Linked DNA regions of Homo sapiens: regions 2, 3, 4, 5, 6 and 7 are each linked to region 1. Evidence: chromatin loops called from intact Hi-C (ENCODE). Cell type or tissue: heart left ventricle. All regions are shown on one strand. Region 1 overlaps MCOLN2 (mucolipin TRP cation channel 2). Region 2 overlaps DNAI3 (dynein axonemal intermediate chain 3). Region 3 overlaps C1orf52 (chromosome 1 open reading frame 52). Region 4 overlaps MCOLN3 (mucolipin TRP cation channel 3). Region 5 overlaps DNAI3 (dynein axonemal intermediate chain 3). Region 6 overlaps LOC105378821 (a long non-coding RNA gene). Region 7 overlaps DNAI3 (dynein axonemal intermediate chain 3).

Region 1 (4,000 bases):
TTCAGTATACTTTCAAATTAATGAAGAGAATCAAGCAGAACATAAGACCACTGAATAATCTAAGTTAGAACTTATGTTGGTCTGAGCTAAGTTGCGGCAGAGTGAAAGAGGGCACAGAATCGTAAGAGATGGAGAGAGTCATGGCCTGGTCTCTAACTGGACTTGGGGAATAAGGAAGAAGGACAACCAAGAATGATTCCTGGTTCCCTGTCTTGGGCAAACTGAGTTTACTCTGGATATTCATGACAAGAGAAGACTATTCAGTGGCAGTTAAAGCCATGGGAGTGACGGCCCCTCAGAGAGACCACTGGGAAGGACAGCGTCGGGGATGGGGAGCAATGTTTGAGAATTAGAAAAGGAGATGAGCTCAGGAATGGGATGGAGCAGAAAGGCCAGAGGAGAAGCAAACAGAACCAGGGACAGGCGACCCTCAGAGAACAGACTGCGGTCAGAGTCTTCCACAGCAACACCTCTGCAGAGACAGCATTGAAGAGAAATGCCAGAGTGTCTATGGACTTAGTAATGCAAAGATGTGGGTGACACTGGCATGAGTGTCTGAGGGCAAAGCAGCTCCTACAATGGGTGGCGAGCAGAGACAGCCAGCTGGTAAATGCAACTCTCTGAGCAAATGATTTCATCTTACTAAGCTTCAGATGTCCCACCTACAAAATGGGGAGGGCAAGCGTACTGGTTCCTGAGGCTGCCATGAGAATCAGGTGGAACAGTCTGTGTGAAGTGCTTGTTACAGTAGTGCCCAGTGCCTAGCACTTACATTTACCCTTAGCCATTTACACTCAAGAAAGTTATCTTGAGGTATCATCTAATGGGTAGGTAAGAAAACAACTTAGCTCTATCATAATGCAAGATTTTTTTTCCCCTTGGATCCATGGAATGGGGCAGAGGAAACAGAGGCAGCTCTTGGGAAGATAAGACTGAAAATCTTATGAAATGCAAGGACAGCATCTAGTACCTTCCTTTCTGACATAAAACTAGAACACAAATCTCTAAGACAGTTTGCATTGGACCTTGTTTACAGATGGGAAAACAAGCAGGCTTAGAAACAGAAACCAGTCCTCCTAACAGAATCCAGTATAGGATTCTGTTTTTCTTTGAATTACTGAGAAGACTAGTTCTATGGTATGCTAAAAATATGTATTTTATGAACATCTTGGCCAGGCGCGGTGGCTCACGCCTGTAATCCCAGCACTTTGGGAGGCCGAGGCGGGCAGATCATGAGGTCAGGAGTTCAAGACCAGCCTGGCCAATATGATGAAACTCTGTCTCTACTAAAAATACAAAAAATAGTCGGGCGTGGTGGGGTGTGCTTGTAGTCCCAGCTACTTGAGAGGCTAAGGCAGAAGAATTGCTTGAACCCAGGAGGTGGAGGTTGCAGTGAGCAAGATCGTGCCACTGCACTCCAGCCTGGGAGACAGAGCGAGACTCTGTCTCAAAAAGAAAGAAAGAAAGAAAGAAAAAAAACATCTATATCACCCATCACTGGGGAATCCCGCCAAGAAGGAGTCCCCCAATTCCTCCCCAAGCCCCTCATCTCCAAATTCCTATATTTATGAAACCAAGTTAAATGAAGACATGGCACATTTAGAGAGGGGACTTCGGAGTCACAAAAGGCAGCATGAGGTTTGTATGTGAAAATGGACATTCACCTGCATTTGCTTCAATATGGGTAATGACAAAGGAGAGAGGAGCCTGGGGGTAAGCGTGTGGGTGTGAATGAGCCTCTGAACTGTTAGAAATAGTGTAAGTGTCCCACCAGATGTCGCCCTTGTCCTTGCCCACTTCCCCCAAAGCCAAGGCAATCTCAATCCACCAGACAGCTTCATATAGGGGAAAAAGTCCATTTCCTAAGATGGTTTCCAAACATAAGTTTTTTAAGGCTTTCACATCACATCATCTTATTTTAAATTCACATTCTCCTAGTGATAGAACCTGGTTTCTTAAGACACAGCTCTAGGAGAATATGTAAATCTTAAAAGAGCTTTTACCCAGTGGTCTAGGAGGCTTGTGTTTCTCCTCATTGGCCACAGGAGGGGGCTAGAGATACTCTCTTCTGAGCACAAGCAAGGAAAACCCCTAACGTTGCAAGGAGGGCAGCAGGCGGAAGGAAAAACTCACTGTTCTGGAAATGCATTTGACTGACTAGCTTGGAAATTTCCATCATTTTGATCTTTATAATGATATTCCAAATCACATATTTGACAAAGGTTAGTTTCTTTTCACAGAAAATTGGCAACCTATACTTGGACTTAGAAAATATGCCCCTGATCTCTGCGTATCTGTAAGAGAGTGGTGTATGCTGGGGAATAGTAACCACTTTTTAACAGAAACTGAAACTATAATCGGTGGCTTAAGTCAGTCAGTGAAATTATTGAAACCAAAACTTCAATCGTCAGGACATATTATACATCTGAAAAGCAGCAGGCCACAAATCAAATATACTTTAAAACAAATATAAAACAGAAGCCACAGGTATTTTACATTTTATTTCATTCTGATAACCTGGTCAAAAGGAAAGTCATTTAAACAAAATCTGCAAAATAAAAAACACTGAGCATCCATCATTAACATCATCCTAATTCTTTACTGAGCAAACAGAACAGGTTCCATAGGTAGCCCATGATATTTTATTTTATTTTAATTTTTTTATTTATTTTACTTATTTTTGAGACAAAGTCTCACTCTGTTGCCCAGGCTGGAGTGCAGTGGCATGATCTCGGTTCACTGCAGCCTCTGCCTCTCAGGTTCAAGCAATTCTCCTGCCTCAGCCTCCCAAGTAGCTGGGATTACAGGTGCATGTGCCACCATGCCCGGCTAATTTTTGTGTTTTTAGTAGAGACGCGGTTTTGTCATGTTGACCAGGCTGATCTTGAACTCCTGACATCAAGTGATCCACCCGCGTAGGCCTCCCAAAGTGCTGGGATTACAGGTGTGAGCCACTGTGCTCAGCAGTAGCCCATTTTAAACATGTGGATTAAGAGATGTTTTTTGAGCAATGACTGAGTAAATGACTCAGCATTTGCAGCGGTTGCTGTCTGGGCTCTGAAGGCCCTGATCCTTCCCCACTGTCCAAGGCTCAGATCAAAGCATACCTTCTCCAAGAATCATTTCTTTTCCTACTCTGCCCCACTCAAACTTATTACCTTTGCTTTTTTTCTCCTCATACTTTTTGTATGTATACCCTTATTTCTCTCCATAACACATCACAGATTTTATAAGCACGTCAGTCTCTCTCACTAAGGCATTTTCTTCCTTTTCCCATAATGCCTAGCAATTAATATGTGCCAACTCTTGTGTTCAGTGCTTTGCTTTATATACTAATTCATTTAATATTCAATATCCTGGAAGGTAAGTTTAGGCTGAGTATGCCCTATCCAGAATGATTTGGGACCAAAAGTATTTCAGATTTCTTTTGATTTTGGAATACTTGCATTATACTTACAGGTTGAGCATCCGAAATCCAAAAATTCAGAATCCAAAATGCTCCAATAAGCATTTCCTTTGAGCTTTGGTCATGTCAGTGCTCAAATGTTTCAAATTTTAGAGCATTTTGATTTCAGATTTTTCCGATTTGGGATGTTCAACCTATACTATTACTCTCATTTTACATAGAAAGATACTGAGACAGACAGGTTAAGTAACTTGTACAAGATCACAGGCACAGTAAACAGAACTGGGACCGAAACCCAGGCAATCTGGCTCCAGAGCTAAGCTCCTAACCACTGAGTCATGCTACCTCTTCTAAGAGGCATATAATAAACATTTGCTGAATTAAACAAAAATACAAGGCTTTGGGATATTCTTTACAGGATCTAATGCTCGAGGCGGTTTTCTTCCTATTATCATGCAAACAAACCATTTAAATACCCCAAGCCACAAAATAAAGTGTTAAAAATCATCTATAATTCCCATGGGCAAGTATATAGCATACTTACTAGATCCAAATATGTTCAAGTCTTTACATTCTTCAATTTTGGCATCACTG
Region 2 (4,000 bases), 130 kb after region 1:
CCCTTTATAAAACCATCAGGTCTCATGAGACTTATTCACTATCATGAGAACAGCACGGGAAAGACCTGCCCCCATGATTCAATTACCTCCCACTACACATGGGAGTTATTCAAGATGAGATTTGGGTGGGGACACAGCAAAACCATATTAACAAGTTTCAGGAATTAGGACATGAACATATTAGGGGGACATTATTCTGTTTGCCAGAAGTGGTTAATAGCACAGGCTTTGGAATTAGGCAGACCTGGTTTAAGTCATAAACTTATGACTTAAAGTCATTTAGTGACTGTGTGGCCACAGATGACTTCACCTTCCTGAGCCTCTGCTTCTTCATCTGAAAAGCAAGATAGACTATCTACCTCATAAGACTGATGTGGAAATTAAATTAGTAGTACATGCACATTTCCTTACATAGGGCTGTCACAAAGTAGGTTCATGTTAACTCTTTTTACTATAAAAAGATACTATAAAGACAGATAAGTAGATCAATGCATGAGAATAGAGTCCAAAAATAGACCACATGTGCATGGTCAATTGATTTTCATCAAAGATGCAAAGATAATTCAGTGGAGAAGGGATAGTCTTTTCAACAAATGATGCTGGAACAGTTAGATAGCTGTAAGTAAGAAAGTGAACTCAATCCATACCTCACACCATACACAAAAATTAACTCAAAAGGAATCATAGACCTAAAGGTAAAACCAAATATTCTAAAACTTCTAGAAGAAAACAGGAGAAAATCTTTGTGACCTTGGAGTTGGCAAAGATTTCCCAGATATGACACCCACAGCCAAAATCCCAAGAAATCTTAAAGCTTTCTTAAGATTTTCTTTTTTAAAATCTTAAAGATTTTTTTCTTTTATGGAATACTTGCCAGCAATGGAATGAACCATTGCTACGTTCAACAATATGAATGAATCTCAAAATAGTTATGCTAAGAAGATAAACAAAAAGAGTACATTTATAAATATTCCAGAAAAAAGCAAACTAATCTATAGTGACAAGAAAACAGCTTAGTGGTTACTTGGGGTTACTTAGGGATGAAGGAGGTGTATTGGAAGGCAGGGGCAGGAGGAAACATTTGGGTCTTATGGGTATGTACTTTATCTTGATTGTGGTAATGGCTTCATGGGGTATGTGCATATATTTATCAACTTGTACATATTGTATGCAGTTTATCGTTTGTCAATTATAACTCAGCAAAGCTGTTTTTAAAAAACTAGATAGCAACCAAAATGTTAAAAAAAAAAAAGAATGTACAATTGAAATGTATGAGAGTTGTTTTAAACAACGCTCATTATGTAGGATAATATATGTGTAACCTATGATTTATATTGCATAGCCTTCTATTGTGTGCACATAGTAAGATTCTGAGGCATGAATTGTGTAGAGCTTGAGTCTGCCTTTGGTTCCTGCTAGGTGAATAACTGCCATTCACTGGATCCTATGGAACATCATCTCTGTTCCCTCCTTGTCTATGTGTAGAGAAGCAGGACCCTCTCCATGGATCTTCTGTGTCCACTCATTAGAGAGAAAGCATAGCATAGTTGAGTTCAGGGATCTTGGTTTTGATCCCAGTACCACCACTTTCAACTTCCAGAGGCTGACCTTGGACATGTTATTGAACTCTGTGGTCCTCAGTTTTCTCAGCTAAAAAATGGAGACAAATATAGTAACCACCTCTGAATGTTGTTGTGAAGACTAAATGAGTTAATAATACACATAAAGTGCTTAAAACTGTGCCTGGAGCAGTAGGTGCACCATGGAAGTGCCCTCGCAGACATTGTCCTTGTGATTGGCACTCCTGACTTCAGTCAGCTTCAGAAGGCCCTGAAGGCCTCCTCCTCTGCACCAACACTTGTTTTACACTCCTTGGAGCAACCAGCCTCCCACTCTGCTGGAGGCTCCAGGGAGCCCATCTCATTGCTGATCACAGTGGCCTCATTGCTGTAGCCTATGGTGCTGTTCTCAGTGTGTGCCTCAAAGCCTACCCAATAGCAGTTGTTTTACAGTATTTGGCTGGTGACCCTTTGGGGTGGCCAGAAGCATCAGGCCTTGCCCTGGTTAGTTTAGTTCTCATGGCAATGGAGCATGATGGTACTGGACTATAGCAGTTTTGTGTGATCTGTTGGCTGCCAGTTATCTGCAGTTATCACTGTTTGCCAACTCGAAGCAGAAACAGTCCACTAGTTTTACTGACTTCTAGATAAAGGAATGTTAGATCCTATATTAGAGTTGCCTTGAAAAAGTCCAATTAGTGTGAAAGGATCATTTTTTGTGTGTGAAAAATATCAAGCCAGTAGAATTCGAAGTGTGTGTTTAGTAGGGGCAGATAACATAGAAAACAATCTTTGATGCTGTCTTTCCAGTGTCAAGGATGATAAAAAGCTTTCTGGTCTTCTGAATGCCTCTGTTTTATTAGGGACAGCTGCCTTCTTTTCGGCACTAGCACAGTGTGAGTCTCACAGTCCCACCTAGTGGTTTTCTCAGACAAAACTACAGAACTTTTGTTACCCATTCAACACTACAAATGCAGTCTGTTTGCAGAGGAGTACTTGATTCGAATCAAGTCAACAGTTACTTATTGAGCATCTTATAAGTGCCAGGTGTTATGGTTAGTCTTTTGAGGGAGATAAAAGTGTATAATTTGTCCTTCACTCATGAACAACTTGAATTCCCAATGTTATGCCAACTGACTGCAGTTTGAAATATGCTTCTGCATATAATCAGTGTTATGCATACAGTTATTTAAAACCTCCAAATTACCTGAATTATTGTATCATAGAGCCCCTGGGGTGGGGGAAAATATTTCTATTGGAAAATAAGCTCAAAATTCCAACATGAGAGGCCACATACACTTTCCCCCTTGCTGGCACATCTATTGAGAAGTTGGAGGGAGGATGGCCTGACATCCAGGGGCGTGGGTGCTAGAGGAGATGGGAGTGGACCCTGGGAGTTGGGGAGAGAGTCCTGGGGACAGATGCAGAGCTGAGACTGTTGTGGCTGATGATAGTGATATGAAGGATAAAAAAACAGGAAGAAGGCTTGAGAGAGGGGAGGGCAGCAGGCAAAATTCTCCTTTGTCCTCTAGCGTCCACCCTCCCAGGGCATGCTGCTGCTGAGGACTGGCCTGAGGCGCAAAGAAGGGATGGGAAGACCAGGGATGGAAGCCTCTTGAACCTCTCCTCTCTCCTGAGAGCAATACTGGGACTGGCAGCCAGATGGGAGGAAAGGGATTCCCTACCCACTTTCCTGTGTCCAAGGGTTTATTAATACAACCAACTGAGAAGCCACTATTTGAAAAATGTGAGGAATTGAGTAACAGTAAGTTTGACTGTGAAAAAGAGAAGCCCTAAAGAGCAGAGATCCCTATATAGGCTCAAGGGAAAGTTTCTTTTCTTTTTCTTTTTCTTTTTTTTTTTTTTTTTTTTTTTGAGACAGAGTCTCCCTCTGTTGTCCAGGCTGGGGTGCAGTGGTGTGATCTCTGCTCACTGCAACCTCCACCTCCCAGGTTAACACCATTCTCCTGCCTCAGCCTCCCGAGTAGCTGGGACTACAGGCGCGTGCCACCATGCCTGGCTAATTTTTTGTATTTTTAGTAGAGATGGGGTTTCACTGTATTAGCCAGGATGGTCTCGATCTCCTGACCTCGTGATCCGCCTGCCTCGAGCAGGTGTCAGCCACCGCGCCCAGCTTTAAGGGAAGGTTTCTTTAAAATGAGAGACCATTGAGCAAATCTGCATGCTGAGGGAAAGCAGCATGGAAGAAAGAAAAGCTGAAAGGAAAGGAATAGTTGAATGGATGCTGGTGGCTGAGGAGGGCAGGTCCTCTGAGTGCATAAGGGCAGAAAGGTGGTGCCCATTTTGATTAGCAGGTGGGCAGGGCTGCAGGACCTGGCAGGATTCTGTGCTATTCAGACCCTGTTTTCTCTGTGAAATAAAAAGCCAGTCACCTGGTAAGAGAGAGCAGCAGGGGAGAGGGTGAGGTTGGGGTGTTTTAG
Region 3 (4,000 bases), 310 kb after region 1:
TTCTCCACCCACCCCAAATCCTTATTTTGAGGTTAAAAAGCACTCACAAGTAGGTTTCCCCAAACCTCTATTTGGAATTTTATTCTAGTAAGTTCTAATTCCCATCCCCGCCCTCCCCATCCCCACTCCCACGATGGCCAGAACATTTTAATGGCAACAGAAAAATACATATCTTCCTACTTCATATTATGGAGAATTTGGAGAGGGGAGGGAGGTTAGAGAAGAGCCTTACATTAAAACAATGTTCTTTACACCTTTCCAAAATGTTAATAGTATCTGTAGCCACAGAAAATTTCCAATTCATAAAAATGTTGTCAAACCTGGAAAAGTGAACTCTTTTATTGTATTTTAAAAAATCCAACTACATGGTTAAAAAAAAAATACAGGGTAGCACAGACTAGTTGCTAATTCCATCTCCCTAAGCAAATGTGTGGTATTAAGAACTCCATATAGACAGAGTAACATGGAAAAGATGTTATGATTTATAAAATACAAATTTATTTTGAGCACATTACTAATTAATTGTAGCTTTTGACTTTATTTTCTTGATCAACAGATACTCAAAAAGTTCAACAGGTTATCATGTGGAGATCTATAAAATATCTTGATATTGAAAGGAGCCTTCATTATTAAAAAATGTGAGGAACTACTGACATCAAATCATAAATTCCTTGAAGGAAATATTAAAATCTTAAGCCTTCAATTCCCTTCTGCTGACTGTACCATAATCAGAATATCTCATTTATTGATGCAGATAACAATCAATACCATTCATCTTCACTCCCCTTCAAGCACAGCACGGTGATGTTATTCATATGCTTCACAGAGCACTATGGATTTATGTAGGCAGTGGAATAAAATACAATTCAGATCAACTCACCCCAGGAATTTACAAATCAAAGTTTTAATCAGTAGTTCATCATGTTCATACAAAAACACTGGCTCCACAAACCAAATAACATGGTATACCACCAAAACAAGCCAAACGTTTTGCTTTTTTTTTTTTTTGAGATGGAGTCTTGCTCTGTTGCCCAGGATGGAGTGCAGTGGCACCATCTCAGCTCATTGTAATCTCCACCTCCCAGGTTCACGCCATTCTCCTGCCTCAGCCTCCCAAGCAGCTGGGACTACAGGTGCCTGCCATCACACCCAGCTAATTTTTTGTATTTTTAGTAGAGACGGGGTTTCACGGTGTTAACCAGGATGGTCTCTATCTCCTGACCTCGTGATCCACCCACCTCGGCCTCCCAAAGTGCTGGGATTACAGGCGTGAGCCACCGCACCCGGCACCTTTTGCTTTTTAACGAGTTAATTATCACTAAGCTCCTCTTTTGAGATTTTCAGTAGTGATAATATAAAAATGGAAAGTACTAAGTTTACTATAATATTCACTATGCATTAGCATACATTTAGATGATACTGAGATATTTTTGCTTTTAATTTGCCACTTATTACAAGTAAATTAACTGAATAACAAAACCACAAACTACTGAAGTTAAAAAGTAACTGGCTATCAGTGATTTGAGCAGAAGTGCTATGCCATCTAGTGTCATGACAAGGCATTGCTTTATAAACTAGAGTAGGAAAAAATCTGAGCAATGTTCATTTATCAATTTTACTGAGCTTTTTTACTCGGTCTCATATAGTATAGATGTACTGGTAAGGAAACAATTTTTTTATTATGGAACTCAAATCACTCAAGTAAGTTTAACTTATCAATAGACAAACTTTCTAAATTCTAAAAAGTGTAAACTAAAAATCACTATATTAATTATGCTTTTACAATTAATTATTATACATGTCAATAAAGCTACAACTAATAACTAAGCTTTGCTTACCTACATTTTACAACCACTAAAACCAGAAGTGGCAGGGTGCGGTGGCTCACACCTGTAATCCCAGCACTTTGGGAGGCTGAAGCGGGCGGATCACGAGGTCAGGAGATCGAGACCACCCTGGCCAACATGCTGAAACCCCATCTCCACTAAAAATACAAAAATTAGCTGGGCGTGGTGGCGTGTGCCTGTAGTCCCAGCTACTTGGCAGGCTGAGGCAGGAGAATCGCTTGAACCCGGGAGGCGGAGGTTGCAGTGAGCCGAGATCACACCACTGCACTCCAGCCTGGGCGACAGAGCGAGACTCCATCTCAAAAAAAAAAAAAAACCCGAAGGGCTGATAAGCAGCAAGACCCAATGATGAGTTCTGAACCTTTCCCAGCCCTTCCTCTAAAGTAACTGGAAGACGTTAACCGGCAATAAAAGGCCAAAGGGCAGAATGGGGAAGCAAAATAAAAAAGTCACTTGCTAATCTAAAATCTGGGTAAGAGTGTAGAGTTTCTGATATATATTTTATGAATGAAAAAGAAAGGCTAAAAAATTATGACATAATTGATTTTATAGGAATCTGAAAATCACTTCTAAAAAATGGGTCTGTTATTTGATTTTGCCTGTATTTGTTTTCCAATAAAGGACCATCATGTGATCAAAAAGACAGAAATTATCTATGTGAATAGCAGTGTTACCTGCCACATATTTGGAACTCCTTCTAACTTAACTCAAAAGCTAAGCTAGAAAAAGATAATTCTTTCTTGCTTGCTTGCCCTGGTGTATAATCCTGGTTTTTTCCATATAACTACAAAGATGTGAGAGCACCAGCCTATGGAAATCTAGTTTGAGTATCAACCCTAGTATCTTTACTGCCATTCGCCCTACAGAAGAATAGCTATATCTCACTGTTGAGAAATGGCTATTCATCAGGAGACCAAATCCCAGTTTAATAAGGCATAATTTCTATTTAAAGGTCTGGATTTGAATGCCTACTACTCTGTCTCTTCTTTAGCTGCGTGAATGAATTTGGGTAAAGTCCCTAATCTCAGATTGTTTTATCATCTGTAAAACAGTAATAATGAGTCATGTAGCACTTCTGTATCAGGTTGCTCGGAGTAATAAATTAGAAAACTGTGTGAAAGTGCCTATTTTAGAATTTGGCATTTTCTAGTTTGTGACCTTGGACAAGTTATGTAAGCTATCATTTCCACATTTCTCTATCTTATTTCACAAGGTGTTGTAATAAAGATTATTTAAGCAAATATATTTTTACTAATTATGAAAAGGAATGGCCGGGCACGGTGGCTCACGCCTGTAATCCCAGCACTTTGGGAGGCCAAGGCGGGCAGATCACGAGGTCAGGAGATCCAGACCATCCTGGCTAACACGGTGAAACCCCGTCTCTACTAAAAATACAAAAAATTAGCTGGGTGTGATGGCAGGCACCTGCAGTCCCAGCTGCTTGGGAGGCTGAGGCGGGAGAATGGCGTGAACCCGGGAGGCGGAGCTTGCAGTGAGCCGAGATGGCGCCACTGCACTCCAGCCTGGGCGACTGACCGAGACTCCGCCTCAAAAAAAAAAAAAAAAAAAAGAAAAGAAAACAAAAAGATTGTACAATATGAGATATTATAAATGTTTACATCATTTAAGGTCTGCAAAAAGATGCTACTTACTGAAGATGCTCCTTCATTAGTGACTAATACATATTAGAAGTCAGCAAAAGTAATGGAAAAGCTAGGTAGAATCAAAATTAAAGAAAGAACTGCCAATCAGTTCTCCTTTCTCTTAAAACAAAACATCACTCCCTGCATGACTGTTAAAAACGGGCTAAGTAGCCCTTGTATTGTGGGAAGATCAGAAATCTGTTTAACAAAAATGGCATACTTTCTTAAAAATAATGGTCCAAAACATTAGTTCAATTCAACAATTACTGAATACTTACAATGTACTCGATACAAACACTTCAAATCCTGCTGTTTGAGGAACTCATCATAAAGCAGACAGACTTTTAAAAAAATCACATACAAGTGATGAGGGCAATCAACAGCATTAGCATAAACAAGGTACAAAGGAGCAAATAATTATTAGAGGTGATACCTGAGATTTCTTCTTTTGATTTGGATTTTGAAGGATGAATTAGTTTACTAGCCAGAGATAAGAAAGAACACTAAAGA
Region 4 (4,000 bases), 83 kb after region 1:
ATTACCATTAGTGCAAATCTGACACTAACAATAGCATGATTAGGAAAAAAATTACCTTAGCTTGGATTTCCATTTTTAGAATTGATCCAATGATTGTCAATATGTCACTAATAATAATCATAATGTACCATCCATTGACAAATTCCATTTGATCAGAAACAGAAACTTCCTTCTTATAATGGAGGAGGAAAAAATTGACAAACTCCTTTAGGGAAAAGAGGGGAGGCACAGTGAATGTCTCTGTCAATCAAAATGTCAGTAGCATTCCTAGAAAGCAACGTTCCCTACCTGCTGAAGCTGAAGTCCTCTAATCACAGATCTAATGCAGAGGATTAATGAAACCAAGCAAGTCAGAATGACAAAGGCATCAAAGATCATCATGTAATGAGTGTTCTTCTGAACTGAAAGCAAAGAGGATTACATAGTGCTTATGTAGTGGGACATTAATATGGTGACATCTTCTTTTTAGAATCATTTAAATAATTCAAGCATTCTTTCTGGTAAGACAACAAAGAAGCCCTGATAAACGGTCTTCCAATTAGTATTTGAAGAAGGGCAAAAGTCTTTCTTTTAAAAAATCACCACAACTGAGGCTGGGTGTGGTGGCTCATGCCTGTAATCCCAGCACTTTGGGAGGCCGAGGCAGGCGGATCACAAGGTCAGGAGATCAAGACCATCCTGGCCAATGCGGTGAAACCCTGTCTCTACTAAAAATACAAAAAAATTAGCCGGGCATGGTGGTGAGCGCCTGTAGTCCCAGCTACTTGGGAGGCTGAGGCAGCAGAATGGCGTGGACCTGGAAGGTGGAGTTTGCAGTGAGCCAAGATCATGCCACTGTACTCCAGGCTGGGTGACAGAGCGAGACTCCATCTCAAAAAAAAAAAAAAGAAAAATCACCACAACTATCATTCCAAGATCTTTAATTATAAGCCTGTAGTCTTTTGTTCTTAATACAATTACCTCCCTGCATATTCTTTTTTTTTTTCCTCAGCCTCCCTCGTAGCTGGAACTATAGGTATGCCACCATACCGGGCTAATTTTTAATTTTTTTGTAGAGACAGGGTTTCACTTTGTTGCCATGGTTGGTCTTGAACTCCTGGTCTCAAGTGATCCTCTCACCTCAGCCTCCCAAAGTGCTGAGATTACAGACATGAGCCACCATGCCCAGGCCCATCTCCCTGCATATTCTATTAAAATGTACTTATCTAGGTATAAAATATTTATTATGCATTCACTATGTGTCAGGCATTTTTCTAGATGTTAGGATACAGTGGTGAACAAGATAGACAAGGCCCTTGATCTGTGGAACTTCTATTCTACTACAAAGAAGTAAACAAACACATAACAAAATACTTTCAGATAGGAGTAAGTAATAGAAAGAAGATAAATCACAATAGCTAACATGTATTGAGCACATTTCTTGCCAAACATAGCTCTAAACACTTTATATGTGTTAACCTATTTGATCTTCACAGCAACTCCAATGAGGTAAGCATGATTATCCCCACTTTGCAGGCGAGAAACCTGAAGCACAGAGAGGTCACATGATTTCCCCACAGTTGCAGGGCTAGTCAGTGAAAGAGCTGGGGGAAAATCTGTGCAGTTTGTTTCCAGTGTCCATCACTCTATGTCAGTGGTTCTTGGCATTTTTTGGGAGCTTGTTAGAGATGCACATTCTCAGGTCCTACTCCAGACCCACTGAATCAGAAACTGGGTTTCTGCAAGCCCTCCAGGTGATGCTAAAGTTTGAGACCTACTGCTCTATATGAGGGAGGTTAGTGTCGGGCAATGTGGAAGCAGAGAGGTTGATTTATATTGCATAGTAAAGGAAGGCCTCACTGAGGGAGCAGGGGGTTTTAGCTGAAACCTGAGTGATAAGAAAGAGCCACCCTTATGGAGATTTTGGAGAATCGAAAGTGCGAAGTCCTGGCCACCATGCGTGGAGCCAATGGAGAGAGGTGGGCAGAGGTGTCAGCCATTGTACACTGCCACAGAGCTTGTCTCTATTTAACAAGTTAGACTGCTCTCTGCTGACAAAAAAAAGAAAGTACTTAAAACTAGCTCTGTGATGAAGCATCCCATTAGTATCTGCCAAGGAGCATAATTACTACATAAATGTCTAAATTGACTTTAGAGAAACTTACAAATTAAGAAACAAACATTTGAGAGAATGCCTAGGTGCCAGACACTTGTGTATGCTGTCATTTTCCTCATTCTGGTGTTTGTGGAGAATGATTATAAAGTATACAGATGACAAAACAGGCTTATGTTTCAAATGTGACTCAAGAGCCTCATATATTTGAAGTTACCTATTAGTGAAAAAAATACTATCATGGCAAAATTTCATTTTATTTACTCTATCTCATTATTACGTCTGAACTTGGCAAATCAATTAGTAAGAAACTTTAGAACTGTGATTATCCAAGTATAGTCTGAGTAAGGACTATTTACACATTTCTAGGCCCCACCCCAGACCTACTGGCTTGCATAGAGCTGGGGAAACTGCATCATAGCAGGTACCCAGGATGATTCTTCTGCTGATTAGAATCTGAGAACTCCTCATCTAGCGACCATTAAGTCCAGTACGATGTACCATTATGTCACTTATGAGAGACTAGAAAATTAGATAAATTCTTTCCAGGCAATTCTCTCCAGTTCAGCTCCAAAATTCTTGACAGTATTTGGTCTACACCTGAATTTTTGTCCATATTTCTAAGAGTAGATCCTTTCCTCTTTCAGTACACTTTTAAATGGACTGAAGACAATCATAATATGTGGGATGCTGCAGGGTCACATCCTACCTGACTTGCCCCTGGCTTCTGAGCCTTAGTTTCTTCATCTGTAAAAATAAGGATTCTCCCTATCTTAAGGGCATTTAAAAATATTAAAATGAAGAAAACTAAGGTGGAAGTAGGTACACAGCATGCACTCGGTAAGTGTTGGTCTGGGAAGATGTATGTAGGGTTTTGGTGGCGGGGGACTGTGAGTACATTCTTGGTCAGGAGTGGGCAAGTGAGGGCACAAGGAGAGGAAGGCCATTTCAGTTATTCATGACTCACATATTGCCTGAAACATCAGAGTTGATCTACTTGTAGAGGTTTAGGGACTTGAAAATGGTCTAATCTTCTATTTGTTGTTCTAGATATCCAGAGGGTGCTATTTTAATAACCATTTTACATTATTTAATAACCATTCTGAAAACTAGTAATGCGCATCACTTACTTGATCCAGATACATGCCAGTCTTTACATTCTCTGATGGAAATGTCATTATCTAAACTTATTTTAATTCTTCCACTATGGGCCTTGTTGTCAAATGTTATCTGTGAAGACAGGAAAACAGTCAAAAACATACTTATAGTTTTGGAGCCAAGAAACCTCTACACATTAATTAGGAAACAATTCTTTCAAGGGGACAGGAGACCCAGATTCTCAACTCTGATCTGTTGCTAATTCTGTTCAACCATGGGAAGTTCTCTTCATTTCTCTGTGAAATGAGAACGATGAACTAGATCTTCTACAGAGACCCTGTAGTCTCTAAAACATTATATGTCTAGGGCAGCATTTCCACTCCAAAGAACTTATATAACAAGAGCACTTCCTCTTGCTCTCTGTTCTAAGTACCTCCAGATACCTTCTTCATGTGAGCAAGAACTGGTACAACTGTGCTTTCTCCCAAATTCCGGCAGGACCTCAGTTAGGGGTAGATTTTTAGTGCTGCTATAATTCTTACTAATACAAAGGCTCATTATTTCTGCTTTGAGACATTTCAAGTGGAGCTTTTTTGATTTTTATTCTGGGCCTAGATTTCTTAGTCACGTTGGCACTACATGTATTATAAAGGGTTTGGTGACAGGGAGTCAACAGTCACATCTTGCTTCAAGAATAACCACTTCAGGACACCAGGGGCCAAGCAGGACAAAGCTAGGCCAGAACACCTTCCATAGTTTTCCTACTGTCTTCCTTATGCAAGGACAGGGAAGGCAAGGCAAGAAAATCAA
Region 5 (4,000 bases), 160 kb after region 1:
ATCTGGCAGTTCCTCAAAAGATTAAACACAGAGTTACCATTTAACCCAGCAATTCCAGTCCTAGATACACCCAAGAGAAATGCAAACATATACAAATGTTCACTGGCAGCATTTATAATAGTGAAAAAGCTGTGGTGGGGAGGTGCAGAATTCAAATTTATTTATCAAATGTACTGATGAGTGGATACATAAAATGTAGTATACCCACACAATGGAATATTCATCAGTAAGGAGTAACGAAGTCCTGATACGTGCCAGCCACAACACAAATGAGCCTTAAAAACATGCTAAGAGAAAAATGGCAGTTACAAAAGACCATATATGATTCATTTTATTAAATGTCCAGCATAGTAAAATCTATAGAGCTAAGAAGCAGATCAGTAGTTGTCTAGGGCTGGTGGGATGGCTTGGGAAAAACTGCTAATAGGAAGCAACTGCTAATCTGCATGAGGTTTTTTGGTGAGGTGGGAGAGTGTGATGAAAATCTTCTAAAATTGATTGTGGTGATGGCTTCCCAACTCTGTGACTATATTGAAAACCATTGAGTTATACACTTTAATTGGATGAATGTTGTAGTATATGATTTATATCTAAATAAAACTTACATTTTTAAAAGATTGCATCAAACTCAATTCTCATATGTTATTAGTCCCAAGATGAGGGAGGCTGTTAACTCAATAAACAGTTTAATTCTCTAAAATATAAAGTACAAAGCTGTCTTGTTTCATAAAAATCTTAGTTTCAGATACATTAAAATATAGCCATGGTCACAATGCTAATATGTAGCAGCATTAATGGTAGTCCTGAGGCTGCACCTCTTGTTTGTACTTAATAAAAAATATATATAAATTTTTTTTAGCACAATATGTTTTTGGGATATTAGACCACAGAAACCTTTAACCCCCCAAACAACAGAGAAAAAGAAGGAGGAAAGTATTGAAATTCCTTTTGATGTACCATCTACTTTTTTGCATCTGGATCTCTCCTGGAAACCTCTCACTAAGGTAAGTAATGTGGGGTTTTTAGTCCATCCTGCTTGCATAATACACTATTTACTTTGCATGCATAGACATACATATACACACACTCTCTAAAAGTAGAGCAGCTCAGATTAACACAAGACTGTACAATTTGTGTTTATTCAACCAATAAATTCCTTGATTGGGAGGATTTTTAGTTTTATTTTATTTTTAATTGATACATGTTATTGTATATATTTACACAGATTTACTTTGTGTAATCTGTGTAATACACACATACACTGTGTATGATTTACACAGATTTACTTTGGAAAGCTGACAATGAAGAAGTATATGGTTGCTGATGTAGCTGATGTTTGCAATATACAGAAAAAGGGAGCAGAAAAACATTTCAGTCATTCTAACTGTGCCAATAACAATGATAAGTTTCAGAGTTCCTGGGAGAGCTTCAAGCTCTCATTATTTTTTAATTATTATTTTTGGATTCAGGGGGTACATGTGCAGGTTTGTCCCATGGTTATATTGTATAATTTTGGGGTTTGGGCTTCTGCTGAACCCATCACCCAGGTAGTGAACATAGTACCCAATAGGTGGTTTTTCAACCTTTGCCTCCCTTCTTTCCTTCCCCCTTACAAGTTATTTTGATGCCTCTTTAGATCCAGGTAGAAATCAAAATCATCATGAATTCAAGATTGATATTTCATGTATAAACAAGCCACAATTTCCAAATGGTGTGTGTAATAATTATCCAATAGCATGTCAGTTGCCTGAAAATTGGTTGGTGCTCAAGTTAGTCCAGAAAAGCTAATTTTCCTCCCTACTGTAGCCAAAATTCTGCCTATCAAAATTTTGCCTATCAATAGAAGGAACTGGTATTGTTCCTTCTGTACGTTTTTTGGGATATTAGACCACGGAAAGCTTGATAATACCTATGACCAAACAGAACTGAAAATTAACTGAATGAGAAGTTGTTTGTATTTATCTCACATAGCAGAGCTTGAAGAAAAGCAGTTTTAATTTGAGAAAAATATGGCTATGGACAAGATATGTGTGGAAAATATAAATGGACTTCAAACTTGATGGCTCTCTTTCTTTAGAATGTCTAGTTTTAAGTTTAACTTAATACTTTTCTTCTGATTTATAAATATCACAAGAATTATATTATTTTGTATTTGCTCCCAATGGAAGAGAGAACATGGAGGAATAAGAATATTGCTGAGATAACTGGGAAATAATTGGAAAGAGAAGATTATAAATTTGGGGGACTGGGGGTAGGATCTACTGAGCTATGAATAGTTCAAACAAACAACCCCAAACTCATCTAAGAATAATTGCATAGCATGTGGACAAACATCCTGAAGGAGAAAGGGCTGAGGGAGCTGTGAGGGAAAACTGTGAAGTGTGACAGTTTCTCTTTCCAGCCACCAGGATGCAGTGCAGGCCCAGGGCCTTCTGGAACTCCAGTGCATGTGTTCCTGAGAGGACTTGGAGGTGGCCAAGCAGATGCAAGGTCCCTGCACAACTTTCTGGGGTCTCATTTAACTGAATGATTTAGGGAACAGGGTAACAAGTAATTATTTTATATTAAAACTCTTAAGGATGTATTATGGAATACAATACAAGGCATTTTTCAGAAAGAAAATGACACATGAGAATTTGGGATGTGGAAATGTGTCCTCAGACAAGCTCCTTTCTGTAGCTGGGTTTAGAAATGTGGTTTAGGTGCTTTCCATGGAGGAAAGAAACTAGAAATTTGAGGGAGGAAAGGGAAGGAAGAAAAAAAAGGAGGTGGGTTTCCTTCAATATGGGAGCAGAAGGGAAAGGCAAGAATAAATTACCCAAGGATAATTTCAGGATATGTGGAAATAATCTTTGCTATATGTTCTCCCAAAAGGTAAGGCTGTCCAAGGGTGAAACAAGTTTAGACCACTGTCCAACCAAGATAAGCCTGAATGAAGACCATCTTCTTTGCAAAACACAAGGTAACTGCCTTTGCTTATTTAAAAAAAAAAAAAAGGCCGGGCGCGGTGGCTCACGCCTGTAATCCCAGCACTTCGGGAGGCTGAGGCGGGCGGATCACGAGGTCAGCAGATCGAGATCATCCTGGCTAACACGGTGAAACCCCGTCTCTACTAAAACTACAAAAAATTAGCCGGGCTTAGTGGCGGGCGCCTGTAGTCCCAGCTATCCCGGAGGCTGAGGCAGGAGAATGGCGTGAACCCGGGAGGCAGAGCTTGCAGTGAGCCGAGATCGTGCCACTGTACTCCAGTCCGGGCAACAGAGCGAGACTCCATCTCAAATAAATAAATAAATAAATAAATAAATAAATACATTTACTAATTTGAGTGTTAGTAGCTGATTATGACTAACGTGAGTTACTCACTAGGATAGTCTAATTTGTAAAAAGAATACAGAAAATCAAACCCTCCAATGTGGAACTTTATAATGGCAATAATAGCTATTGCCAACGCATTAAAATTGCCTATACACAAAAAAGATTCAGTTCATTTCAGCTTCTCAAAATATTTATTGAGCACATTTATGTGTCTTCAAAAACTCATTACATTAAAATAAAATGAAGCCCACTTAATGAATGTTACATGCTCAAAGAATAATGCTATAGGATGGAACACATCTGAAGTCTAGTAAAATAAGTTATGAAGTATCAAGAAACAAATTACCATTCTCAATTAGAATATAATTTTTAAAAATAATATTTATATGGCACCAAGATAAAACTGAATAAAGAAAGAAAACTGACTTTTAAATCTATCTCAACTCAACCCACACATCTTTGCTGAAATAATTGAAGGGGGCACATATAAGCTGTCAAAACTATTAAGATAAAGGTATGCATGAATATCCCACCTGGAGAGCAATGCATAATGAAAATGTTCGAGAATAACTAGCAATTGAAATATTTCCCAAACATTCGCCTTATCAAAAGGATTTCCATTTATGAATTTTTCAATGTTAAATGATAGAATATCTAAGAAAAACACATACCTAATACCCAGCTT
Region 6 (4,000 bases), 300 kb after region 1:
AGACATTCTTTGAATCAAACACACACAAAGAACTAAGCCAATCTAATGGTTAATGCAGTCATTCCTCCCTCCTCCAGCTTAATGTACTGGCCCCGGAGCCAGAATGCCTGGGTTTCCCAGCTCCAGTGCCTTGAACAAATTACATAACCTCTCTGTACCAGTTCTCTCCCCTGAAAAGTAGGGTTAGTAATAGCACCTACCTCATCAAACTAAATGACTCAATACATGTAAAGCATGTAGAAAAATGCCTGGCACATAGCAAGCATTCAATAAATGTTGGCTATTCATTTTGTGCCCAGTATGAGGGAAAGCAATGTAGAGGTGGATATGGAGATAAATAAAACAAAGTGCATTAAAGAGGGAATATTTCAACTGGTTCTTGGAGAAAATACGGAGTTCACAAGGAAGACAAAAAAGGGCCAAGTCAAGCAAATGGTGTGAGTGAAGGCACAGAACCACGAAACTAAATAGCATATCTGGGGAATTGTAAATGATTCATTAGAGCTAGATTAAGAGGCATGTGACATATGCTGCCTCCATCCAAAAGCAAAGATTTTAAAAAAGAGAGAGAAAAAATAGAGGCACATGGGAATGAGGGAGTAGAAACCACAGGATTTACTGACCAAACCTATGTGATAGGAAGTGAGGTAGAGCAGGTTTCTGGGTTTATGGTGATGCCATTAATCAGAAACAAAATGTGGTACATGGTGTGACCTTTGACACAATGTGTTTGGACATACAGTATGGGAGGGACCTTTAAGAACCAAGTGGAGATGTACAATTGGATACACAAATCTAGGCTTTATAAGAGCACTCTGGCAAGCCATACAGTATAGGGGATCATCAAAGTGTTACTGATTGTAGTAGCCATGAACTTGGTTGAAATCTTCAAGAACAAGGGTAGAGAATGAGAAGAATAACAATGTAGACTACACTGGCAACCAGGGGCAGTTGGAAGAGAAGGAACCAGAGAAAATAGAACCAGAATAGCATGGAGCCCTGGAAGAAACCAAAAGAGTAAATCAGTTTTGCACTAATTGATGGTTTTAGTGGAAAAATGACAGAAAACCCAATTCAAACTTGTTTACATTGTTAATAAGACATATTGGCCCATATAACTGAAAACACAAGCCTCTGGATGGGGGGATAGCATTATACCAAGACAAATGAGAATCAACCCTAAGCCAGGGGTGAGGAATTCAGCTTACTTGCAACATTTAGCAGTCATATTGAGTGCCTACTATGTGCCAGGCATTGTTCTAGTCAATGAACAAAACAGGCAAAAAGTCCCTTGTCTGTGGACAGAACACACAAATGCCTCTTGGTATCTCCCCACACTCTCTTTTCATTGAAAGGCAATGCTTCAAAAAATTGGAAAAATTATCTATGTGGAGGAAGATGAAGAGAGAAAACTTTAGAATGTAATGCAAATTCCAAAACATTTGCTGGGAATTTTAACACGATTTTGTAGGAATATGTGAAACTTCTGTACTATTATGAAATGGAGGGGTGACATAGGGAAGCAGTACAGTATGGATAAAAATTCTAAAATTCCAAAATACCACCCATGTTTTAAAGTCCAGTTATGAATTCAGATTAGTCAGTTTTTGACTTAATCAAATTGAGTTGCTGCATTTATTCGGATTATATAGACCTGTAAAAATACTTAGAGGTTTCAAATGTCTCTGGTAGAGCTTTGTACCTAACTTGTGTGACATATTTTAAATGTAGATTATGTTCAAACCTGCATTAATCCATTCATATTTTAAATTTAAAAATATAATTAGCAATAAAAGAAAGCCTCATGCTCAGCTATTATATCCAACTAAGCACTACCAGTTTCTCCATCCCTCTCTTCTCTGAAGCTAACACACTGTACATCCATGGGTACACTATGTCAGCTCACTAGGCCTATTTTCCATTCCACAATTTGAAAATGATGAAACCTACCTAATTGGATTTTTGGAAACTAAAATATTATGTGACTAAACTTTGTGAATTCAAAAGCACTACACAGCATTAAATTTTAAGATTAGAAAGTTGCAAGTTTACAACTGAGTCCAGATCTTAGTGTTTTAATGGTGAAAACGCATTGCCAATTTTCTCAGTAATTTTTTTTGGCCAAAGCAGTTGAATCAGTAATATTTTTCTGATTCCAGTTAGAATGTTTCCCATAAAACTCTATGAAGCTATTTACACTTCAAATTTTAAAACATGGCCCACATATGCTTAGTTATTTTCTCAAATTACCCTGTACAAAAAGCCATTCATGCCTGATATGGTTTATTTCTTTTTTTTAGAGATGGGATCTTGCTCTGTCACCCATGCCAGGGTACAGTGGTGCATCATAGCTCACTGCAGCCTTTAACTCCTGGGCTCAAGTGATCCTCCTGCTTCAGCCTTTCCCAATAGCTAGGACTACTATCGTGCACCACCACGCCTGGCTAATTTTTAAATTTTTTTGTAGAGATGAGGTCTGTATTAGTCCATTTTCATGCTGCTGATAAAGACGTACCCAAAACTGGGCAATTTACAAAAGAAAGAGGTTGAATTGGGCATACACTTCCATGTGGCTGGGGAAGCCTCACAATCATGGCATAAGGCAAGAAAGAGCAAGTCACATCTTACCTGGATGGCAGCAGGCAAAAAGAGCTTGTGCAGGGCAACTCCCATTTTTAAAATCATCAGGTCTCATGAGACCCATTCACTAGCATGAGAACAGCACGGGAAAGATCTGCCCTCATAATTCAGTCACCTCCCAATGGGTTCCTCCCATGACATCTGGGAATTGTGGGAGTTACAATTCAAGATGAGATTTGGGTGGGGACACAGCCAAACCATATCATTCCACCCCAGCCCCTCCCAAATCTCAGGTCCTCACATTTCAAAACCAGTCATGTCTTCCCAATAGTCCCCCAAAGTCTTAACTCACTTCAGCATTAACCCAAAAGTCCACAGTCCCATGTCTCATCTGAGACAAGGCAAGTCCCTTCTGCCTGTGAGCCTGTAAAACCAAAAGCAAGTTAGTTACTTCCTAGATACAATGGGGGTAAAGGCATTGGGTAAATACAGCCATTCCAAATGGGAGAACTGACCAAAACAAAGGGGCTACAGGCCCCATGCAGGTCTGAAATCCAGCAAGGCAGTCAAATCTTGAAGCTCCAAAATGATCTCCTTTGACTCCATGTCTCTCATCTGGGTCATGCTAATGCAAGAGGTGGGTTCCCATGGTCTTGGGAAGCTCTGCCGCTGTGGCTTTGCAGGGTACAGCCTCCATCCCCACTGCCTTCATGGGCTGGCACTGTCAGTGACTTTTTCAGGCGCATGGTGCAAGCTGTAAGTAGATCTACCATTCTGGGGTCTGGAGGATGGTGGCCCTTTTCTTACAGCTCCACTAGGTGGTGCCACAGCAGGGACTCTGGGGGTTTCAACCCCACATTTCCCTTCTGCACTGCCCTAGCAGAGGTTCTCCATGAGGGTCCCCATCCCTGCAACAAACTTCTGCCTGGGAATCCAGTTGTTTCCATACATCTTCTGAAATCTAGGCAGAGGTTCCCAAAGCCCAATTCTTGACTTCTGTGTACCTGCAGGCTCAACACCACATGGAAGCTGCCAAGGCTTGGGGCTTGCATGCTCCGAAGCCATGGCCTGAGCTCTACGTTGGCTCCTTTCAGCCATGGCTGGAGTGGCTGGGATACAGGGCACCAAGTCCCTAGGCTGCACACAGCACAGGAATCCTGGGTCCAGCCCACAAAACCACTTTTTCCTCCTAGGCCTCTGGGCCTGTGATGGGAGGGGCTGCTGTGAAGACCTCTAACCTGCCCTGGAGACATTTTCCCCGTTGTCTTGGGGATTAACATTTGGCTCTTCATTACTTAAGCAAATTTCTGCAGCCAGGTTAAATTTCTTCTCAGAAAATGGGATTTTCTTTTCTATGGCATTGTCAGACTGCAAATTTTCTGAACTTTCAAGCTCTGCTTCCCTTATAAAACTGAATGCC
Region 7 (4,000 bases), 150 kb after region 1:
GAGCAATGTTAGTATTTTTAGCAGGATAATTTTTCATTTTGGGGACTGTCTCATGCATTGCAGGAGGTTTGGTAATGGAATTAAACACAGTAGCACCTCCCAGGCATTGTGACAACTAAAACTACACACACACACACACACACACACACACACACACACACACACTTCTAAACTCCAATTCTTCCCTTGTTCAGAATCTCTTATTTGTTGTTTTGAATTACATATGTATTGGGGCTATCCTGTTAAGGATAAGTGATCATTTAGTACAGAATATGCCTAAGAAAACTGCCATTTGTGACAGTTGGGGCTTTCCAGGAAGCAAATGACATCAAGTTAGAGGCAGACGTTTACTGAGGATTACACTGTGAAAAATAAAGGAGGAGGAGACAGGACCGGGAAGGTAGAGCATCAGACAAATTCTCAGCCTACTCAGCAGGAGCTCCAGAGCAAAGATGCCTGCTGTGGGAGTGCTGCACAAGGAGGACTGGCCAGGCCCAGCCATCCCTGCAGCTGCATGCTCAGGCATTGGCCTGGAGAGAGTACAGCCTTGGCTTGGAAACTGAGGCAGATCATGAAGTTGCTCGAGGTTCTGAGTAACATGCCACCATGATGTTTTTTTCTCTTAAGTCATTTATTTCACATGAGGTTAATCATTATCACCAAATATAATTGAGAATTATTATTTTTTGTTCAGTATAAATGAAGGAGGAGGAGTTGCTAAGATAGTCACATTATTGGATACTAAAAACCAATATCTTAATTGCTTTTTTTATTTTTACAAATTAGTGTTGAAATAGCCCTGCAGCAAAATGAAATCATGAACACATTTATTGATGACTGGAAATACCTCGCAGAAGAAGAAGGCACCTTTGGGGACAAGACCGATACCCACCTGAAAGAGTACCAGTCCTTTACCGACCTTCATAGCCCAACGGAGAAAATGATTACCTGTGTCTCATGGCATCCAACTATCTATGGTGAGATGGAAATGATGGGGATTCCCTTTTGTGATAACATTGAAATTGTCTGTTGCTTTCATATGTAAAATTGCAAACTAGTTCAATGTCAATAAGACACCTTCCATTTGCTCTGTACTCACTAGGTACCTGCCATGTGCTTTCCACGCCCTCACTGTCATGTGTCCTCCCAACAACCCTGTAGGATACACACCTGTCATTATCTCTGTTTCACAACAAAAGGACCCAAGCTCAACTCAGGGAAGTGACTCGCCCAGGTCACCCAGATGGCATAAGGCAGAGTCTGGGTTGGGCTTGGGCCTGTTGCTCTCCCAAGGCTAAATTTCTTCCTCCTAACACTGCCTTTCTGATTACTAGACAAGAGAGGAAATGTGCCTCCTTTAAAGAGCTCAGCAGCCAAGGGAGGTAGGTAGGGATGTGCAAAGATGGAAACATGGAAAGAGAGAGGTATTTGTCCTCTTTCTTCCTCCTTTCACCCTACACTGGCCCTTTTCTCACAAAAAAGAAACAAAACAAGATTTTCTTTTCTTCCAAAATCTTCTGAGTCCCCTGTATATTTTATACTAACAGTACATGTCAGTTTGGACCAGCCAGATTTCAAGTGCTAAATAAGTAGCATGTAACTAGTGGCAACCACATTAGCCAGCAGAGCTCTAAGAAAACTCTTGCTCTCCTGTGGACAAAGTGTAAATGAAGAGTGGCTGTGTAGAAAAGCAAAAGCTAGAGACATCTCTCCATGTATAGTTGCTGCCAACTTTAATTTCTACATGTGTTTCCATCAGGGCTAATAGCTGTGTCGGTAGCCGTGCGACTTTCTTTTGAAGACAGAGTTCACTTTTCTGGTAAATTATTGCTGCAGCCATCACTGATTCTTTTCTGGAGCTTCTCTGATCCTATACATCCTCAGGTAATTAGGGAGAGTTGCCTACATAGCCTAAATTTTCAAATACTACTTTCATGTATACCTTTAGCAGTTTTTATTGCAAAGTACTTTATAATCATGTAATGTTGTAAACATTTATAAAGTTAGGCTTTCTTCAATGCAGAACTTGTCATCATTCAATTTGAGCAAAACTAAAGTTTACAATTTGTTTATTGAACAAATCAACATGCTATTTTTTTCAAAGATTGTAAGAGGAATGTTTAAACTATTTTTAAAACAAACTCTTTTATGGACTTTACTTGAATACTAATTGGTCAAATGCAAATAGATTTTAGTTTCACATGAGTTTCCTCAATTCCAAGGATCACTGGGTAATAAATAAAGGTGAATGTGTGGGAGAGCACTGGGGAGTGGTAGGGACTGCGGCCTTGGAGAGTGCATTATCCATCTCTAGGCTGGCTGCCCTCTTGTTGCCAGGTGGTCCCATTGTCAAGAGAATTGAGAAATTTGGAATTTTGTATGAAATCGCCCAATTTTAAATAGCTCAACTAAAACCAAGCCAAAACACACAAAAACCCCACTCAAACCAACCAAAACACATAGCAATTCAAATAAAATGAGGCTGAAGGCTGGGTTTGCTACACAGGGTTCTAGTTTTCATGGTCTGCTCAATAAGAGATCTGCCTAGTGGGTGGGTGGTGTATAGTGTTAGATTAAGTTATTTCAATGTTTTAAATATAATAATATTTTGTTTCTAAAAAGTATTCATAATTAAGACTTTCCCTAAAAAACCCTAGCCTCCCCTTCTTCCTTTCCCCAATTCATTTGAATTAAGGTAGTTTTACTGTAATAGATTCTAGATACTTTAATGATTATAGACCCAGAGATCAAATTGAAAGATCTCTAGCCCTTTCTTGTCAGCCACAAAAACAGAGCCACTCTCTCACTAGAGTTTTCTAACCTTTCTACCCTGTAGATCTCCTCTCCACTCCAGGAGTGCCTGGCTCAGTATTCAGCAAGCAACAAAACAGACACAGATCCTGTCCTCACAGAGCTTCCCTTCCATGGTTTTCAGGAACACTAATTTCATAGTCTTTTTGTTATAAACATTGTAACATGCTCCCAAAATAACTACAATTTGTTTCCACTGAGGGGTGGGTTGGGGAATACCTGGGTCCCCTTGAGAACATACTCACTGTCACTCGTATGGCCAATGTGCACAATAAAATTAAGCAAAAGCAGCTTTTAGTCCAGAGGCAGAACTCTGAGAATAGACTCTCTACGCACCTTGCTTATAGATAGCTATAAAATTAGACTTTTAACTGTCTTAATATTATTTTCTCGCCATGATCTTAATCTCTTTTCTCATTCTTTCATGAATTTGCTGGGTTTACTTTAGTTAATGCTGGAGAGCCCAGATGACATCTTCTGCTTCAAGTTCTGTCCGAGTGATCCTAATATCATTGCTGGAGGCTGTATCAATGGGCAGGTACTTAACAGAATTTTTTTCAGCTATGTATTAATGTAGACAACCTTTGGTAATAAGTTTTGACTTGGCAGTTCCTTGGACTTAAGGATTCAATTCAGCAGAAGGAAGGCATGCCAATTGTGTGCCAGACACCACACCAGGAAGCAGGGTATAGAGACGTGTTACACACGGTATCAGCTCCTGAGGTGTTCACGGGGTAACCCAGCTTCAAAACTGAAACAGAATTGGGTGAAATCTATTTGTGTTGCTGGGACTGAACCACATATTGTATAAGATTCCATGGAAGAACAAAAGCTACAAGCATTACTACCTCTTGGAAAAAAAGGCCTCTTCTGAAATTTCCTTGGGAGTAGGAGTTAGGGGATGATCCAGAACTTAAACAGAAATTCACTAGAAAGCATACACACATCACTGAATTTATAGGCAGATATATGTGTGTATATATATATATAGATAGATTATATATATATATAAAGATTATATATAAAGATTATATATAAAGATTATATATATATATATGTATCTCAATACCGTTTGCTTTTATCTTCTTTTTAAGTTATCTAATATCAAATTTAGATCCTATCCTCCAATATCCTGTTTCTCTAGTGAAGCAAAACAATCATAAAGCTGTTTTATGGTCAAGGTTTAAAT

What was found. A loop is a pair of places that touch in the nucleus more often than their neighbours do. Peaks named below come from ENCODE experiments on the same cell type or tissue, not always from the same donor. Only the 100,000 strongest peaks of a DNase experiment are listed, where the experiment ranks them.
Region 2: a loop joins it to region 1, with 2.1 times the contacts of the local background. A loop is called at or near these places in 31 of 110 quality-filtered maps.
Region 3: it touches region 1 in a loop (18-fold over the local background); 102 of 110 quality-filtered maps call a loop at or near these places.
Region 4: it touches region 1 in a loop (13-fold over the local background); 65 of 110 quality-filtered maps call a loop at or near these places.
Region 5: a loop joins it to region 1, with 2.5 times the contacts of the local background. A loop is called at or near these places in 22 of 110 quality-filtered maps.
Region 6: it touches region 1 in a loop (5-fold over the local background); 98 of 110 quality-filtered maps call a loop at or near these places.
Region 7: it touches region 1 in a loop (2.2-fold over the local background); 24 of 110 quality-filtered maps call a loop at or near these places.

Annotation. Positions count from the first base shown.
Region 1 is chr1:84,943,083-84,947,082 of GRCh38, forward strand. It overlaps MCOLN2 (mucolipin TRP cation channel 2), which reads right to left. Exons shown (of 14, transcript NM_153259.4): 7 at 3,951-4,000. Among named protein-coding and RNA genes, the nearest start is that of LPAR3, 52 kb to the left of the region's middle. RefSeq lists an enhancer at 1,884-2,178. In heart left ventricle, a CTCF peak has its summit at 2,021 (motif pointing right); DNase peaks (open chromatin) are centred at 1,759 and 2,079; H3K4me3 peaks cover 948 bases; H3K27ac peaks cover 191 bases.
Region 2 is chr1:85,076,636-85,080,635 of GRCh38, forward strand. The region is part of intron 3 of DNAI3 (dynein axonemal intermediate chain 3); the gene reads left to right. Among named protein-coding and RNA genes, the nearest start is that of DNAI3, 16 kb to the left of the region's middle. In heart left ventricle, a CTCF peak has its summit at 2,493 (motif pointing left); no DNase peak of the experiment used is centred here.
Region 3 is chr1:85,253,402-85,257,401 of GRCh38, forward strand. All of the region lies in intron 2 of C1orf52 (chromosome 1 open reading frame 52), which reads right to left. Among named protein-coding and RNA genes, the nearest start is that of C1orf52, 4.3 kb to the right of the region's middle. In heart left ventricle, a CTCF peak has its summit at 1,557; no DNase peak of the experiment used is centred here.
Region 4 is chr1:85,025,884-85,029,883 of GRCh38, forward strand. It overlaps MCOLN3 (mucolipin TRP cation channel 3), which reads right to left. Exons shown (of 13, transcript NM_018298.11): 7 at 3,223-3,322; 8 at 289-401; 9 at 56-205. Among named protein-coding and RNA genes, the nearest start is that of MCOLN3, 21 kb to the right of the region's middle. RefSeq lists an enhancer at 1,716-2,025. In heart left ventricle, a CTCF peak has its summit at 2,021; no DNase peak of the experiment used is centred here.
Region 5 is chr1:85,107,174-85,111,173 of GRCh38, forward strand. DNAI3 (dynein axonemal intermediate chain 3) reads left to right here. Exons shown (of 23, transcript NM_145172.5): 15 at 860-1,004; 16 at 2,875-2,962. Among named protein-coding and RNA genes, the nearest start is that of MIR4423, 25 kb to the right of the region's middle. In heart left ventricle, a CTCF peak has its summit at 2,408; a DNase peak (open chromatin) is centred at 2,436.
Region 6 is chr1:85,245,486-85,249,485 of GRCh38, forward strand. It overlaps LOC105378821 (a long non-coding RNA gene), which reads left to right. Exons shown (of 3, transcript XR_947548.3): 3 at 1-638. Among named protein-coding and RNA genes, the nearest start is that of C1orf52, 12 kb to the right of the region's middle. In heart left ventricle, no CTCF peak of the experiment used is centred here; no DNase peak of the experiment used is centred here.
Region 7 is chr1:85,092,672-85,096,671 of GRCh38, forward strand. It overlaps DNAI3 (dynein axonemal intermediate chain 3), which reads left to right. Exons shown (of 23, transcript NM_145172.5): 9 at 787-977; 10 at 1,760-1,884; 11 at 3,260-3,349. Among named protein-coding and RNA genes, the nearest start is that of DNAI3, 32 kb to the left of the region's middle. In heart left ventricle, no CTCF peak of the experiment used is centred here; no DNase peak of the experiment used is centred here.